2 separate regions of the Mus musculus genome follow, and region 2 is linked to region 1. Evidence: chromatin loops called from intact Hi-C (ENCODE). Cell type or tissue: heart. All regions are shown on one strand.

Region 1 (8,000 bases):
GCACAATTGAGGACTATTAGTGACTTTGCACCCACCTTTGTCCTGAAGAATGACCGAGAAATCATCCCCCAGGCTTCCTGGGTTTTCAAATACAGGGTCTCACTATGTAGCCCTGGCTGCTCTGCAACATGAAGTCCACCCTCTGACCTTACACTTGTGGCAATCCTCCTGCCTCTGCCTCCCCGGTGCTGAGACTACAGGCATGCACTGCCACTTCTAGCTCCCCGGCTTCTTTGAAGTCGCTGCCCAACCCAAAGCTGTCTGACCCACAGGTTTCTCTGATTGGCAGAAAGCAGGGAACCCCTGTTCTGTGCAGGACCTCAAGTCCTTCCTATGGCCCCCTGGCTTCCTCCACGGTGAGAAGGTAGGCCCTAGCACCAAGAGGCAGGAGAGCGCCTTTCAGCACCTGGACAAGGCCCTCCGGAGCATCCCAATAGGGTCTTTCTCACTCCTGGCTCCGAAGCCAGGGCTGGCATCTGAAGCACCCATAGGCTCTGTCCACTCTAAACAAACAGAGACCTGGTTCACCAGGAAGTGAGAGGGCACTGGGTGGGGCTGGAATGCCCGAGGGTGCAACACAGCTTGTTCCCCGATCTTATGTGGGCCCCCTCCCCACGCAGGCCTTTCCCGTCCCTGCACATTCACGCGGGATGTCATGTCGCGTCTAGATCGAGTGGGGTGGACTCTCCCACCACATGGAGCCCAGACAGAACCGACAACCCCTCCCTAGAATCCCTTCAAGCCCCAACGGAGAAGAACACAGGGTCCTTCCACACCAGTCTCGGAGAGCCCGGAACACGTGTGGGCCACCGGTCCTGGAACCAGAGAAGCAGGCGGGGGCTGCTGCCATCACCCACTTCAGGTCAACGAGCACAAAAGCCGCAGCTGCAAACAAAGAAGCGCTGCAAACTAGCCGGGGAGGCGGGACAGGCGGCGCCGCGCCCCCTCCCCACGCCGCGCGGGCGTGCGGGGCCATGGTCCCCGACGGCGCTCCTACCTGGCCGGCGCGGACCTCCTTCTCCAGCTCCCGGTGGCGGTTGTGCCACACGAGGTAGTGCAGCGGGTACTTGCCCTCGGGCCCCTTCCTGGCGGAGGCGTTGGCGGGGATCATCGCCCGCTCCTCATGCCGGGGCCGCGGCGCCCGGCCCGCGGGGAGGGACGGCGCGGGAGCCCGGGCCCGGGGCCGCGGGGCGGACGGCCGGAGCTGTCTGCTCGCGGGGCTGCGGCTCGGGCATGTGCGAGCGGCGGCGGCGGCGGCGGGCGGGGGCGGCGCGCCCGGCGTGGTGCGGGCGGCGGGCGTCCTCGGGAGGCGGCGGCGGGAGGCGCGGAGCAGCCCCCACCCGCCCTGGGAGGGAGCGGGCACTCGGCGGCACGCGGCCTCGCGCCTCCCCTCCCACACCCCCGCACACAAAGACGCCTCTCGGCGGAGGGAGCAGGGACCCGCAGCTGGAGCGGGGGCGCTCGGGGCGCCGGCCCCGGGGTCGCCGCCGCCGCCGCCGCCGCAGGGACGCGCGCCCGCACCCTCCGGCTCCCCTAAGCCGCATAGCCCGGCCCTCAGCCCGAGCGGACGGTGAGGGACAAGCGAATGCGGGGAAGAGAGGAGGGGACCCGGGTGCGCCGTGCTGGGTTAGTTACAGCTTGGCCCCGCAGCATCATGGGGCTTGTAGTCCGCCTGGTAGAACCGTGCGTTTCGGATGACCAGAGATGGTCTGGAACTGATTTCCTGGAAGGGTGGACAGAGAGTCAAACCCGGCCGAAGCGGAGGCCTTACTTGGATGCCAAGTGGGTTGGGGGCGCCTCCACCCTTTGGCATTTTGCCTTTTGCAAGGAAATGGGGGAGGCTTTTAGGGCTGACCTGAAGCGTTGGGTCGGGGGTCTATGGCCTGCAGAAGTGAGCTTGGGTCCCAGGGAGGGTAAAGAGGCATCTAGATTCATAGTGACTAAAGAGTGACCCTAAGAGAGATGCAGGGCATCAGTACCAAGGGTCACTGAAGCAGCCAGGGGTCTGAGAATCGAAATATTTCTCAAATCTTTGCTCTCTCAGAAAATTAAACCCCAGCTTCCACACATCACGTTGGAAAAGAGAATGTCTAATGAGGCGAAGAAGACAGTCTTTCCCCTACATGGCTCAGCAAGAACCAGGATGAGGTTGAGCAAAGACAGCAGCAGGTGGCATTTCCCCACCTCCATCCCATGTGGGTCCCTGCCTAAGGAAAATGACTGAGTCCAGATTGCCTGCTTCCTGAAAGAGCAGAGAGACAAGCGCTTCCACAAGGAGCCCTTGCAGAGAGTGTGGTCAAAGTCAAATTGGCCTCTGTGGCGGCCACCTGCAAATGGTAAAAGGACCAAGATGCCTTGGGAGAGAAAATGTCAAGAGAGTTGTATTTAAATACCGTAACAATTGCTTGATCTTAAACAAATTGCTTATCCTTCAGAGTTTCTCGGCCCACTCACCTCTAAACTGGGATCAGATACTACCTCATGGGATGAGCTAAGGGTATGAACTGCCTGAAAACGGCCCCTCTCTCCTTCAACCAGCCTGAGACAGGTGGTAGGAGCGAACATGTTGCCTTCCTCGAGCCCACCTCAAGGCAGAAATAAGGAATTCCTGGCCAACCCGATTTAGAACAACAATCTAGAGAGTGTTTGTGTGGGAAGCGACAGCAAAAGCTTGCAAACTCCTTGCGCCCTTCTTGGGTTTCTTTGTGTGTTCTTCTCTCCTGCTTCCTGCACACCCAGTGGTGCCAGGCCCGGGAGGACTGAGTAGACTGCCTCGCCCCTTTCTGCAGCCTGGGAGGAGCCGGTAGGCGTCTCTGCAGCCCAGAGCCGCAGCCCACCTCCACCGCCAGGGGTCAGCAGAGTGTCGTGATTGCAGCCCGAGTTGAGGAGGGGGCTAGAGAAAGGAGGGGCAACTAGGAGAGGCCGCGAGAATGCCTGTACAATTCCTCATTAAATCGTTTTCAAAACCTTGTGTATGATTCCATTTGAGCTGTTCAGTTCCTGGGATGATGACATCTTCGGGGAAGCCAGAAACCCTTCTTCCCCCATCTTCAAGCTCTAAAGCTTGGCTGTGGTGAGGTTGGGGGTTCTGCAACAAAGTTTGGACTGTGTGAGCCAGGGTCCCTCCCAGGCAGTCCCTGAGCCAATAGGGAGATAGGGTGGCCGGGGTGGGGGGACGTGAATCATTCTTCCTCTGCACGCCCTGTATTCCAAGAAAGGAGAGAGGCCAGCATGCATTTAGAGGCTAGGTTGCCCTTTTGCCAGATGGCCGGCTATCACACGAAGCCCAGGTCGCTTTCCCTTTGGTCTCAACGCCCTGGCTGCCACGTGCTCCAGACGCGCCCACACAGCGAAGAAACAAAGGCAGCCAAGCGACGGGGCTGCCAGCAGCTGCCTCGACATTTAATAAATGAAATTCCATAGCTGGGGGTCGATCCGGGGTGAACGGGCGGCCACTGCTCCTGGGCTGCGCGCCCAGTTTCAGCTGCTAGACTGCTTCCCACCTCCATTGCTGCGGCCACCAAGCCTACAGACTCTTGGGTATGAGTGCAGCATGGTGTGGCATGACCACCACCCTTTGCTGGCAGAAGCCCCACCTGCTGAGCTACTGGTTGGGGGTGGGGGGTGTCTGCAAGATTTTTTTTTAAGGTGAGATTATAAATATATCCTGTGGATCACAATTTCAAACAAACTTGTCAATCTGGGTTGCAGCAAAAGGCGATGGAACTTTGCGTGTATTTTGGGTGGTGTGACTCATAAGCATTACTTGTCTCCCCCTAGGGAAGGAGCCTGCCCACCCACAAGTCACTGCTGCTCTGGCATTGCTGGGAGAAATAGACCCACTCAGACACCCCTAACCAAGGACTCCCCTCAAACCTCCGTTTTATTACTGAGCAGGAATCCCTAACACCCAGGAATCTCCCTTAACTCTGCCACCGCTGACCTGCCCCTTCCCCTACGAGCGCGCCGCCGCCCCTCACCCCCCCCCCCCCAACCTGGTGTTGTGTGCTTTTGCCCTCTCCATAAGCTGAGTTCTCTGACAGCCCTTTTGCGGCTGTAGGGGTGGGGGCTGGGCACAAACGGGTCACACGTGTATGGGGGAGCATGCTCAGTGTGGGGTGCACCCACGTGCAACATGCACTTTAGTTCCTTGCTCCCCCCACCCCCGTCTCCATGAGAAGTCCAAGAAAAAAAAAATCCTTACAAAAATTGGCTCCTGTTATAAGCATATGCTTAGGATACATACACACCCGTCGGGCAGCCCGGAAACATCGTTGATGTACACGAAACAGATAGCAAGTTATTACTGGTGCACACAACACTCTTAATAATCACCCAGATTCTTTGCTTTCCTATTTGAAACAAGAATGATGTATTTTTAGTCCCACAGAGAGGGAGTCACAGTTAAGTGACCTCTCGGGCACCTGGCCGTCCATATTGGTGGTAGTGAGTGTACACCGCAGGGATATGGCCACAGACCCACCTGGACACACTGACTTGGACACAGGGGACCAGAACACACACCTCACCCCAACCCAGCCTCTGACCGCTAGGAGCATTGTGCCTGGGAATGCTTCCTGTCCACCCCGATCCCCACCACGTCCGTCTCTCGGTTTTTGGGCCGAGCGTCCCCTGGACCACTCCCCAATCGGAAAGTGAAGGTCAAAGTGCTAGCGTGTGTCTCGGTTGCAGACCAGGCGGGCGCGGGCCGCGGCTCCTTTAAGAACCCCCGTCCACTCCCGCCTGCGCGCAGGCTTCCTTTCTCCGAGAGGCTCAGCCACGGAGCTGAGCGGAGCGCCGGGGCGGGGTGCGGGCCGCCCCTCCCCCGGTGGGCAGGGCTTTCACTGCTTCCTGCAGGAGCGGCCTGGGCCGCGCAGGGGGCGGGGAGAGCGGCGAGCGGCGGCGGGGCGGCGCGGGGCGGCGCGGGGCGGCGCGGGGCGGAGGGCGCCCGAGGGCGAGCGGGCGGGCGGGCACGGCGGGTTCCGGGCCAGCCCCGGGGGCGGACGGTTGGCCGCGCGCGCGGAGCCTCGCCGGGGCCTTGCGGGAGCCGGGCCGGGCCGCAGGGCCGCCGCCGCCGCCCGGGCCCGCCGCCCGCGCCCCCCACGCTGGCCCAGAGGGCTGCGGCCGCGTCGCCGCTGAGGATGTCCCGGAAGGGGCCGCGAGCGGAGGTGTGTGCGGACTGCAGCGCTCCGGGTAAGCGGCGGGATCGGGTCGGGGGCGGGACCGCGCCGCAGGCCGCCGCCGGGCGGGCGCCGAGGCCTGGCGGGAGCGCTGTGCCGGGCCGGAGGGCGGGGCGGGGGCCACTGCGGAGCGGCGTCCTTGGCGGGAGGGCCGGCTGCGGGGGGCGCTGTGCGTTGGAGCCGGTGAACGGGAGGGAACCGCCTCCCACCTCCATCGCGGCATCCAGACGGAAGCGCCAGCCTGGTGTGGCAGGAGGGCTGTGGCGGAGGCCGGCAGGCTGTGGGAGGTGGGCGCTAGGATGGTTTGTGTCATCCCTGCCACCCCCGCGTCTTGCACCTGCTGCTCACATGGCCCGCGTGCCCGCCGGAGCGGTGGAGGGCAAGGGGCCTGGATACGAGCTCCTAGGGAGCACCTGACAGGGGCAGCTACTCTTAAGACTCCCCGCCCCTGCTTCCCAAGGCTGGGGCTGCTTAGAGGGCCCGGTGTTCAGGAACAATCTAAGCATGGGCATCTTCCCCGGAAGCATCTCCAGGCCTGCTGGTGTCTGGGAACATCTAGACTCAGCTTTTCCTGTTCCGGGTAGGCCTGTTGGAGAAGGTGTGCTAGGTATTGGTTCAGTCTAGACGCCGATCCCTCCTGGTCTCTAGCTCATTGGATAGGAGAAAGCGGTGAGGTTGCTTATGCTCCCCTGGTCCAGCTGACTCCTGAGCGAACTGGACTTACACACTGCTTCCTCCCTACTAACCAGCAGAGTGAGTCGGTCTGAGCTGCTGTGAAAGCCCCCTTGGCTTGCTGAGGAAGTGAAGGGAGGGCAACAACTCACCAGGCTGGTCCCTTCTCTGGGAGGACACAGCCGTTGATGGGACTCAGCAGCTGGCTGGAGGCAGGAAGTTCTGGCCTTTGCCCATCCTCTATAAAAGAAGCTGTGTCTCCATACAGTCTCGGGGTCTTATGGACTCTGGGTAATGAAGATGTGATTAGGTGAGAGTGTGGAGTGCTGATATGCAGGCCCATAACTTGTAGTCACCCCTTAAAATCCCAAGATCTGACCGTGAGCCCAAGGAATGATGGTCCTGTAATTCTCATGATCTAAACTGGAGTACTGGGAGTTGTGGGTAGTTGCAGAGTCATGAACATGGGACACCTTGTAGGTGACTGACCCTGAGACCTCCTTAGGATATGTCACGGTTTGGAGGGTCCTAGAAGATCCGTTTACAGATGGACATCCATACCCCTAGTTAGCTGGAAATGACGACTCCCTTTCCCCGGTTGGCCTTGAATGGATGAGCGGTGTGTCTGTGGAGCCTAGCAGGCCCCATCAGGGGAGCCAGGGTCAGGTAGTAGCTTTGTTTCCAGCTTATTCTATGATGCTTTGCTCACTCTGGGTCTCAGGTGGAACAGAAATGGATTTTGAGGACCCTTGCATTTCCCAGTCTACATTCTTGGTTCTGGAGCAGATAGAGTCTGTGACTGGCTGGCTGCAGCCTCTGGACACCCAGTCGGTGCTGGGAGGAACAGGGTGTGTTAGATGTTAGGCCACTGAGCTCATAGCCCCCATCCTCATGTGACAGAGGCAGGCCTGCCTCAGGATTCTTTTCTTTTCCTCTCTCTGATGCAGAATGCAAATTACTAAGCAGATGGGCAGAGCGTTGACAGTCTTCCTCATTATCCCACCTTAGCACCTAGTGTGTAGTGTAGTGATTGCCACGTGGCAGCCATTCCCCAGGTACAAGTGTTGGTCTTTGTCAGGAGTGCCCTGTGCCACACTGGGTCTGACAGACAATGGCATCCTTGATCTAGGCCTATAGCATCCCAGACAAGAGAGCATAAGCATGCCTGACCTTCTCATATCCCATGCATATGATAAAATATAGTCCATATATATCCCATTATAGCCCAGAGTCACAGAGTCACTGTGATAGAACTCTGTTATTGTCTGGGTATGGTAGGTAGCACATGCCTTTAAACCCAGCACTTGAGAGACAGAGAGGCAGGCAGATCCCCAGGCCAGCCAGGGCTATGGAGTGAGATCATGGAGTGGGGTCATGGTGGTTTTGTAGTTTATTAACTTGGAGTGTGATAGAGGTAGGAGGTGAGCCTGTGCTCAGAGACAGGTGTGACTATGTTGCAAGGACACAATGTGGCTGCTGTGGCAGCTTGTGTCACCTTACCAGGTGCTGTGCCCCTGCCTGCCTTGGGAATCCAGGAGAGGGCAGGAGTCAGGGTGCACAATCACAGGGTGATTGTCCCCTTACTTTGCCTCTGCCTACTCTTCCTCATTGCCTTGGTCCCAAGAACTCTGGCCTGGCTAACAAACGTTCACTTCCCAACCCACCACCTTTACATCGGGCCTTACATTCTGATAGGCTGGAGGAAAGATCTTCAGATACCCAGGCCGTAAGTCACCAGAGCTGGGGAATATGTTGCAGGGCAATGTACAGACTCATTTGCCTTCTTACAAGAACAAATATGGTAGTGGTCTTTTGTTTGAGGGGGGGTGTGCAGTTTAAGACAAGGTCTCTTCTATATGGTCCTAGCTGTAGAAACTCACTCTGTAGACCAGACTGGCCTTGAACTCTGACTCACCTGCCTCTGCCTCCTGAGTTCTGGGATTAAAGGTATGCACCAGCACTGCCCAGCTGGCTGTATAGCCAGGTGAGTGTTTGTCCTGTAGTCTGTCTTTCTGTCTTTTTTTTTTTTTTTTTTTTTTTTTGTGACAGGATCTTACTATATAGACCAAGCTGGAGATTCACCTGCCTCTGCCTCCTGAGTGCTGTGACTAAAGGCATGCCCTACCATGCGTGGCTATCCTGTGGGTT
Region 2 (8,000 bases), 120 kb after region 1:
CCCTCAGGCAGTTTTTTTCCTTAATAATGAATTTATTTTCTGATCATCAACATACTTTTGCCATATTTAGGGAAGAGCTCCTATCAGCTATAAAGATGCCTTGGTTATAATATGACTCAGTAAAGCAATTAACCTACACCCTGTGTATGTCCTTAAATTTTGTAGCTATTGATAAATCCATTCTTGCATCTTTCCAAGATAAAATCAGTCACTCTTTACTAAGCAGTATGTTTGGATTCATCCTAGTATATGAATCTATTATCAACAACAAACTATAAAGCAGAGAAATAGGTATTACAGCATAATTTTTCCTGAATGAGGAGAAAGCTACATATTCTGCAACATACACTTTATGTCATGAAGTAAAGGTTCAAATGAAACTGGGCACAGTAGCTCAGCACTCAGAAGGCTGAGGCAGAACTGCCACAAGTTCAAGGCCAGCTAAGACTGCATAGAAGAACCTGCCTCACTGCCGCAGAGGTGAGACAGGAGAGTCAGTTCAGGGATAACCTCAGCTATGCAGTATTTGAAGACAATCTGGACTACATAAGATCTTGTTTCCCCAACACCATCCCCCCCCAAAAGAGAGACAGATTCAAATGAATTTATTCAAAAGAATAAAGCAGAAATGTCCATGTTTTGAGAAAAACATAATGCAGCTTTCCTAAATACTATGGAATTAAAAAAAAAAAAAAGAATTTAGGACAGGCATAGTGGCCCACACATTTAATCCCAGCACACAGCAGAGACAGGCAGATTTCTTGTGAATTTGAGGCCAACCTGGCCTACATACCAAGTTGCAGGCCAGCCAGAGAACTCACTCAGCACTGAATACACAGTATAGTGAGATGCTGTTTCAAAAAAAAAAAAAAAAGTTTAAACTGGAATATGAAGGCACACACCTGTAATTCTAGCACTTGGGAGGTTGGAGACAGAGTTATCAGGAGTTTACAGTCATCCTCAGCAACCAACAGTTACACTAGCCTGGGCTACATGAGAAAGAAAGAACTTAAGTCAATGCCTAGCAGTACTGCTATATCTTTAATACTTGTATTCATAATTTTAAAATAACATATTAAGTAAAGCTAGACACAAAATTTGATGTTAATAAAATATCAAGATAATTAGCATAGTTTAGCAATCTTTATTACTGCTAATATTCACATATAGAACAGTTTTAAAACACTTCACTAGTAAATCTAAACAATTTAAAAAAAAATGGACCCAGGTGTGGAGACTTCACCTGTAATTCCAGCACAAAAGAGGGTGAGAGGCAGAACTGCTAAGTTCAAGGCAGTATGAATACAGAGTCCCTACCTATAAATCCGGGAGGATTATACTTCAAGAGTCTGCTAAAGATGAGAGAAAAAGTAAAAAGTATATATCAAGACTTCTTCAGGACTTGAAGGCTAAGTTTTTGTTTCAAAAGGCACTTACCAGAATGCTAAAACTGTTATTTCTGCTTCTACTAACCACAAAAATCAACAAGTACTACTGCCAAGACAAGATGGTTTCTTTTAAAATTAGGATGACATGAAGCAAAAAAGAAAAAAATGAGTACAGAACACAGATCATAACAGAATTGGGTGCATCACCTTACATTTCCTTAAGAAGGAATATCTGCTACATGAAAGTTTGTAACAATTTTCAGAGACTTTCTGTATCAATGTCATGCAAAATATTATTAACCTTAAAAAGTCACAGCCCGAGGCAAACGTCTGATTATATGAGTTTCAATGTAATAATTTCTAATAATTCTCAAAGAACTACAAAAGCCAAAGGGGACCCTTTAACAGTTCATCCAGGAATTCTCCCCTCTCTCAAAACAGAGTAAGAGAGACATCAAAACTGTTCTAACACGAGGCCATATCCCAACAGTAACAAGAGCGGACATACTTCCCATGGACATATCTCAGGGGAATATCCGAACAGTACTGTCATCGATTTAAAAAGCAAAGGGAAAAAAAAACTAAGCTCTCCAAGGGAAGCGCCATTGCTCCAGCCCCCCACCCCCACTTCTGTGTATGCATGGGTATGTGTACGAAGAAACTGACTTGTACTCCTGCAGCACTGCAGTAGACTAGAAGATGGGGGGGGGGGATGCTTCCATCACCCCTTACATTAGAAAGGTACAGACTTCCTTGGGGAGGAGTGGAAATCATCCAGTTGGCTGTCCAGAGCATTCTCCATTCCCAAGAATACAGACGCTACAAAGGAGGAGGAGCGGGAGCAGAGACCAGAAAGGGACCTCGCGCCTTTAAATCGGGGTGCACGTCAACTCAAATCTCCCTAACTAGAGCCACACCTTCTTAGAAACATCCCCTTCCACCACCTCTTCCGGTGACCCTTAGGAAAAAGGAATGCAATTGCTCTGGCCCCTCAAAACAGGAGGGCGCCCAGCTCACCAGTTTCTTCACCCCACCCACAGATTCACAGACCCTCCCTGTCTCCCTCCCCCACTCTATCCCCGATCTCTTCTTTCACCCGGAGAGGCCTGAGTGGGCACAATCTCCCCGCCCCCTCCATGTCTTCCTTTCCCAAAGCAGAGGTGCCCTTACCCCTTCGCCGGCAGGTCTGGGGCAGAGCAGACGGGCGCAGACCCCTGGAGCGCTCCGGTGGCCGCAGCGCTGGAGAGCGAGGAGTGAGGAGGAGGGGGCCCGGCGACAGACCGCCGCCCCCCCCCCAGCCACCCAGCCCAGGCTCTACGACAAGGGGCCGGGGGGAGGGAGGGGGGGACGAGGGGACGACCGGGGTCGAGGAGGCGCCCTTAACGCTCCGGCTCAGTTAAGATGGCGCGGGGGAAGTGCCGGGAGTCGCCGCCGCCGCCGCCTCGGGGGAACCGGACCGGGGCCTCGGCCGCCTCCGGTCCTCCCAGCCGAGGCCCTGTCGGTCCCCCGCCGCGGCCCCTTGGCGGGCGGGCCCACGCGCACCCCTCCGCCACCACTACCACCCCTGGGAAGGGGGCGCTCACAAAGAGAAGAGAGGCCGCGGGCCGTCGGGCCGCGGGGCGGGGTCCCCGGGGGCCGAGAGGCCTGGGAGGTTCGCGACTGCTCCGCGCTCTCAGCCCGCGAAGGGCGCAAGGCGAGTGGGACCCCTCCTCTCTCCTCAAGCGGGCGGCGGCACCGGCTCACTCTCTTCGCCACCCTCCCTCTCTCCTTCCAAGCCCTGAAGCCACAGAGCTCGGCCGCTGCCCAGGTTCTCTCCCCCCCCCCTTCCCGACACCACTCCCCTCCTCCCGACAGACATCTCAGCCTCAGATCTCGCGAGAGTTCTTGCCTGACAGGCCCGACCCTGCGCGAGACAGGACAGTATGCGCGCGCGGGCGCGGGCGCGCGGGCGTCCTCTCGGGAGTGCGCGAATACTTAAAGCTGGGCGGAGTGGCCCGAGTGGCCCGAGTGGCCCGGAGTGCTAGGCTTGGTCCAGTCCCACCCTCAGCTCGCCTTCGCTACGCGGGCGTCAGGTGCGTGCTAGTCAGTCCCGGAAATCCTGGGGAGAAGAGCTCCGCGCAGTCCTTCCCTCTTCCCACCTCCAGAACAGCAGCCTCCCACTAATACTGCCAAACTGAAACTTTGCTCCAAAGTGGAGAACATCTCATTCCTACACACACCTTAGTTGGACTCCTCGTGGGACTCAGGGATAAACTTCGCAGCATAATCACTATGTACCTGCGTTTGTGCGGTACTGATGGTTAGTTTGGGAACGGCAGTTAAAGACTTTCATATAAGCCATATTTGTGATGGAAGAAAAAGAACTTCAAAGGGCTTTGTAGACTTAGAGTAAAAGATCTTTTTCAGTATAAAAGAAGCAAGTTGGCCAGTAATCAGGAAGCAGAGGCAGGTAGATCCGAGTTCTAGGCCAGCCTGGTCTACCTAGTACATTCTGGGTTAGTCAGGGTTACACAGTGAAACCCAGTCTAAAAGCAACAAAGTAAAGTAGTCTATGTAGGAAAGAGGTAAATCTTAGCGTGGGTTTAGAAACAGTTTTTTAAAACACATACACACACACCATCTTCAGTCACCCCCGATCTAGTCTAGGACTTTAGCTAGAACAGACTGTAATTGTTATTGAGGATCTAACAAGTGACCTGGTAGTGATGGGTCACACCTGTATTCTGTAATCCCACCCAACACAAGAGGCTGAGGCAGGAAATCATGAGCCTGAGTTAGATAGAGGCCAGCTTGAGCTATACTTTAACAACCTCTCTAGATATTGACAGAGAGAGAGCAAGAGCGCAAGAGGGGGTTCAGAAATTAAGAGCAAGTTCTGCTTGGTCTTGCAGAGGACAGTTTTCCAGCACCCGTGTAAGACAACTCAAAACCAACACACACACACACACACACACGTTAATTAAAATCTTTTTAAAAAACAGAAAACTCAAAGAAGAAAAAAGAAAAAAAGAAGAGAGAAAAAATGAAAAAAAAATTAAAAAAAAAAAACAAAAAGAAAAAAAAAACAAAACAACAACAACAAAAAAAAAAGCCAGAAAACTCAGCTAGGTATGGTGGCGAACGCCTTTAATCCCAGCACTCAGGAGGCAGAGGCAGGTGGATTTCTGAGTTCGAGGCCAGCCTGGTCTACAAAGTGAGTTCCAGGACAGCCTGGGCTATACAGAGAAACCCTGTCTCAAAACAAAACAAAAAAAAAAAAAAACAAAACAAAAAAACAAACAAAAAAACCCACCTCTTTTAGCGGAGTATGGTGATGCACAATTTTAGTTCTAGTACTCAGGAAGCAGAGACAGGAGGATCTCTGTAAGTTGGAAGCCAGCCTGATCTACAAGGCAAGTTTCAGGACAGCCATGGCTCCATAGAGAGACCCTGTCTCAAAAAAGAACCAAATATATATATACATACAAACACATTCATACAGACACAAAGTGTGTGTGTTCCTAGTGTGGTGTCCTATGTACCTCTCCCAGTATTTTGTTGTTTGTTGTGGATGCAGGAGAATCAACAGTTCAAAGTGAAGGTTATCCTGGTATAAGGAATTTGAGCCAATCTGGGGTTATATAAAACTCAATCTCAAAATCAAGCAAACATACCAAAAAAAAAAAAAAAAAAGCCAATGCCCATGACTACAGTCATTTAAGAAAACATGCTGGGGCTAGGGGATGACTCAGCTGCTAAAGTGCTGTGGAAGGAGGTCAGTTCGAATCCCCAGCACCCACATGGTGTGCACCTATAATCCGCACACTGGGGAGGTAGAGCTAGGAGGACAGGGACTCACAGCAGCTAGATAGGGCAAATTCCAGTCTTTCACTTTGTAGACCAGGCTGGCCTCGAACTCAGAAATCCACCTGCCTCTGCCTCCCAAGTGCTGGGATTAAAGGCGTGTGCCACCACGCCCGGCTCAAATTCCAGTCTTAAGAGACTTTGTTTCAAAAAATAAAGTGAAGGGTTACCAAGATGACTCAGTGGGTAAAAGGTCTTGCCTTGAAAACCTGCCCATCTGAGTTCAGTCCCAGGAACTCAGGTAAAGTTCCTGATTCCACAAAGTTCTCCTCTGATCTCCATATCTCTGCATTGCAATGTTCATGCCTACATACACACATCATACACCCACATACTAAAAATACATATTTTCTTTTAAAATGGAGAGCTGCCAGGCATGGTGCCTCATACCTTCAGACCCAGCAATAGAGAGGCAGAGGCAGGTAGACATCTGTGAGTTCAAGGCCAGCCTGGTCTCCCAGTGGGGATGTTTAGCATCAAGCATCCGTAAGTACAAGCTTCCAAACACATGTGCATACATATACAGAATTGTGGATTAGCTGGGTGGTAACACATGACTGTAATCTTACCACTTGGGAGGCTGAGGCAGGAGGATTGAGTTCCAGGCCAACCTTGGCTACTGAAACCTGATCATATTGACCCTGGTTGCTCTATCTGGTGAAAACATTTAATCCTTTTCTTCCTGTAATCTACGACATTTGACATAGCTGACACTTCCTTCTTGAAACTATCCCTCCTTGCCTTTTCAAAGCCCCTCAAAAAAAAGCAGTTTTCTTTCTATCTTCCTTTCCAAACAGGGCCCCTCCTCCTCCACCTAACACTTAAAATATGTGTATCTCTAACTTTGGTCTGTCACCATAAGAGTTTTTTCCCACAGCCTGGAGCTATAGTAATACATTTGCTCATCATATGGAAAATCTGAGTTCCAACACCAGGACACACACACACACACACACACACACACACACACGCACACGCACTGTTCCCTGCCTCCTGGTTGTTTCATATATAAGACTAGAAAGAGATTCGAACCCTCCCATAGTATTTTTATGGGAAACTTCAAACAGAAACAGGAGAATTATTATAGAATAGTAATCTCTGTGCCTGTCATCTGACTTTATCTATTTGCAATCTTTTTTGTTCATTTACATGAAAGGAGTTCTCTTGCAGCCCAGGCGTTTTAGTATTATAGGCTCCCAGGCATCTCAGAACATCTAATTTATTTATCTGTTTTCTATTTACCATTCTTTCTTTGTCTTTTCTTTTTTTCTTGTTTGTTTGTTTGTTTGTTTGTTTTGTCTATGTAGCCCTGGCTGTCCTAGAACTCATTCTGTAGAACAGGCTGGCCTTGAACTTAGAGACCTCACTGCCTCTGACTCCCAAGTGCTGGGATTAAAGACCTGTGCCACCACTCTCTGGCTTTGTTACAACATCTTTATACAGTTTGTCTAAAATTTTAATAGCTTTAATATTTGATCCATGGTCACCTATCTCAATAATTTCCAAAATATCTTTGACAGTTCATTTATCTAAATTGGGATCTGAACATGACTCACTTGACACTTGATTAATAAAAGCTTCACCTTCTTCTTCTTTTCTTGTACAGAAAGTTCCCTGACACTTCTGCCTGCTTAGTTTGTCTTTTTGTCTTTTCCATTGTTTGTTTGACATTTACTTGCTGAAGAAATGAGATCACAATGCCGGGAGCCATAGCTCATACTCAGTCCCAGCACTCAGGAGGCTGAGGCAGGAGGATTGCTTCAAGTTCAAGGACAGCCTGAGCTAATGTGGGAACCTGTCTCAGAAAGACAGGCAGGCAGAGAGGGATGGAGGGAGGGAGGGAGGGAGAGAGGGAAGGAAAGAGGGAGGGAGAGAATATTCTAAAGAATTTGTCTACGTTCTGGACTTAACTATATCCTCATGATATCATTCACATTTGCTTCAAAGCGCAAATTTCCTGGAAATTAGCAGTTAAATCTAAAGACTTGATTGTATTTAAGATACTCTTATCTTTGTCAGAATGTTGTGTTGGGCGGTGGTGGCTCACGCCTTTAATCCCAGCACTTGGGAGGCAGAGGCAGGCAGATTTCTGAGTTCGAGGCCAGCCTGGTCTACAAAGTGAGTTCCAGGACAGCCAGGGCTACACAGAGAAACCCTGTCTGGGGGTGGGGGGCGGGGAAGAATGTTGTGTGGATGCTATTTATAAAACTATGTTGAAGGATTGTTTGGTTAATTGACTGATTTATATGTACTTATTATTTATCTGTTTTTGAGTCAAGGTCTCTCTGTGTACCCCTGGATATCCTGGAGCTCAAAATGTATACCAGGTTGACCCCAAGCTTACTGAGATTCTCCCACCTCTGTCTCTCAAGTGTTGTTCTTTTTATTCTTCAATTGAGTGGGTGTAGGTAGATGGGTGTGGCTGGGTATGTGTGTGTGTGTGTGTGTGTGTGTGTGTGTGTGTGTGATGGTAGGTAGGGTGGGGGTGATGGTGGAGGGGGAGTGAGGGTGGGTCAGTGAAGGTGGGTGGGGTGGGTCTGTGGTGGTGGTGGGTGGGATGGGGTGGGGTGGGGTGGGGTGGGTCTGTGATGGTGGTGGGTGGGGTGGGGTGGGGTGGGGTGGGGTGGGTCTGTGATGGTGGTGGGTGGGGTGGGGTGGGGTGGGGTGGGGTGGGTCTGTGATGGTGGTGGGTGGGGTGGGGTGGGGTGGGGTGGGTCTGTGGTGGTGGTGGGTGGGGTGGGGTGGGTGGGGTGGGTCTGTGGTGGTGGG

What was found. A loop is a pair of places that touch in the nucleus more often than their neighbours do. Peaks named below come from ENCODE experiments on the same cell type or tissue, not always from the same donor. Only the 100,000 strongest peaks of a DNase experiment are listed, where the experiment ranks them.
Region 2: it touches region 1 in a loop (2.3-fold over the local background); 4 of 42 quality-filtered maps call a loop at or near these places.

Annotation. Positions count from the first base shown.
Region 1 is chr11:77,488,442-77,496,441 of GRCm38, forward strand. Ankrd13b (ankyrin repeat domain 13b) reads right to left here and starts at 1,601. Exons shown (of 15, transcript NM_001373882.1): 1 at 998-1,601. The coding sequence starts at 1,111. It overlaps Git1 (GIT ArfGAP 1), which reads left to right and starts at 4,971. Exons shown (of 20, transcript NM_001004144.1): 1 at 4,971-5,193. The coding sequence starts at 5,142. In heart, CTCF peaks have their summits at 4,556, 4,757 and 5,359; DNase peaks (open chromatin) are centred at 1,580, 2,830, 3,280, 4,800 and 4 weaker places; H3K4me3 peaks cover 6,660 bases; H3K27ac peaks cover 6,785 bases; H3K27me3 peaks cover 308 bases.
Region 2 is chr11:77,604,650-77,612,649 of GRCm38, forward strand. Taok1 (TAO kinase 1) reads right to left here and starts at 3,166. Exons shown (of 21, transcript NM_001364134.1): 1 at 2,559-3,166. In heart, no CTCF peak of the experiment used is centred here; DNase peaks (open chromatin) are centred at 2,442 and 3,282; H3K4me3 peaks cover 2,796 bases; H3K27ac peaks cover 2,137 bases.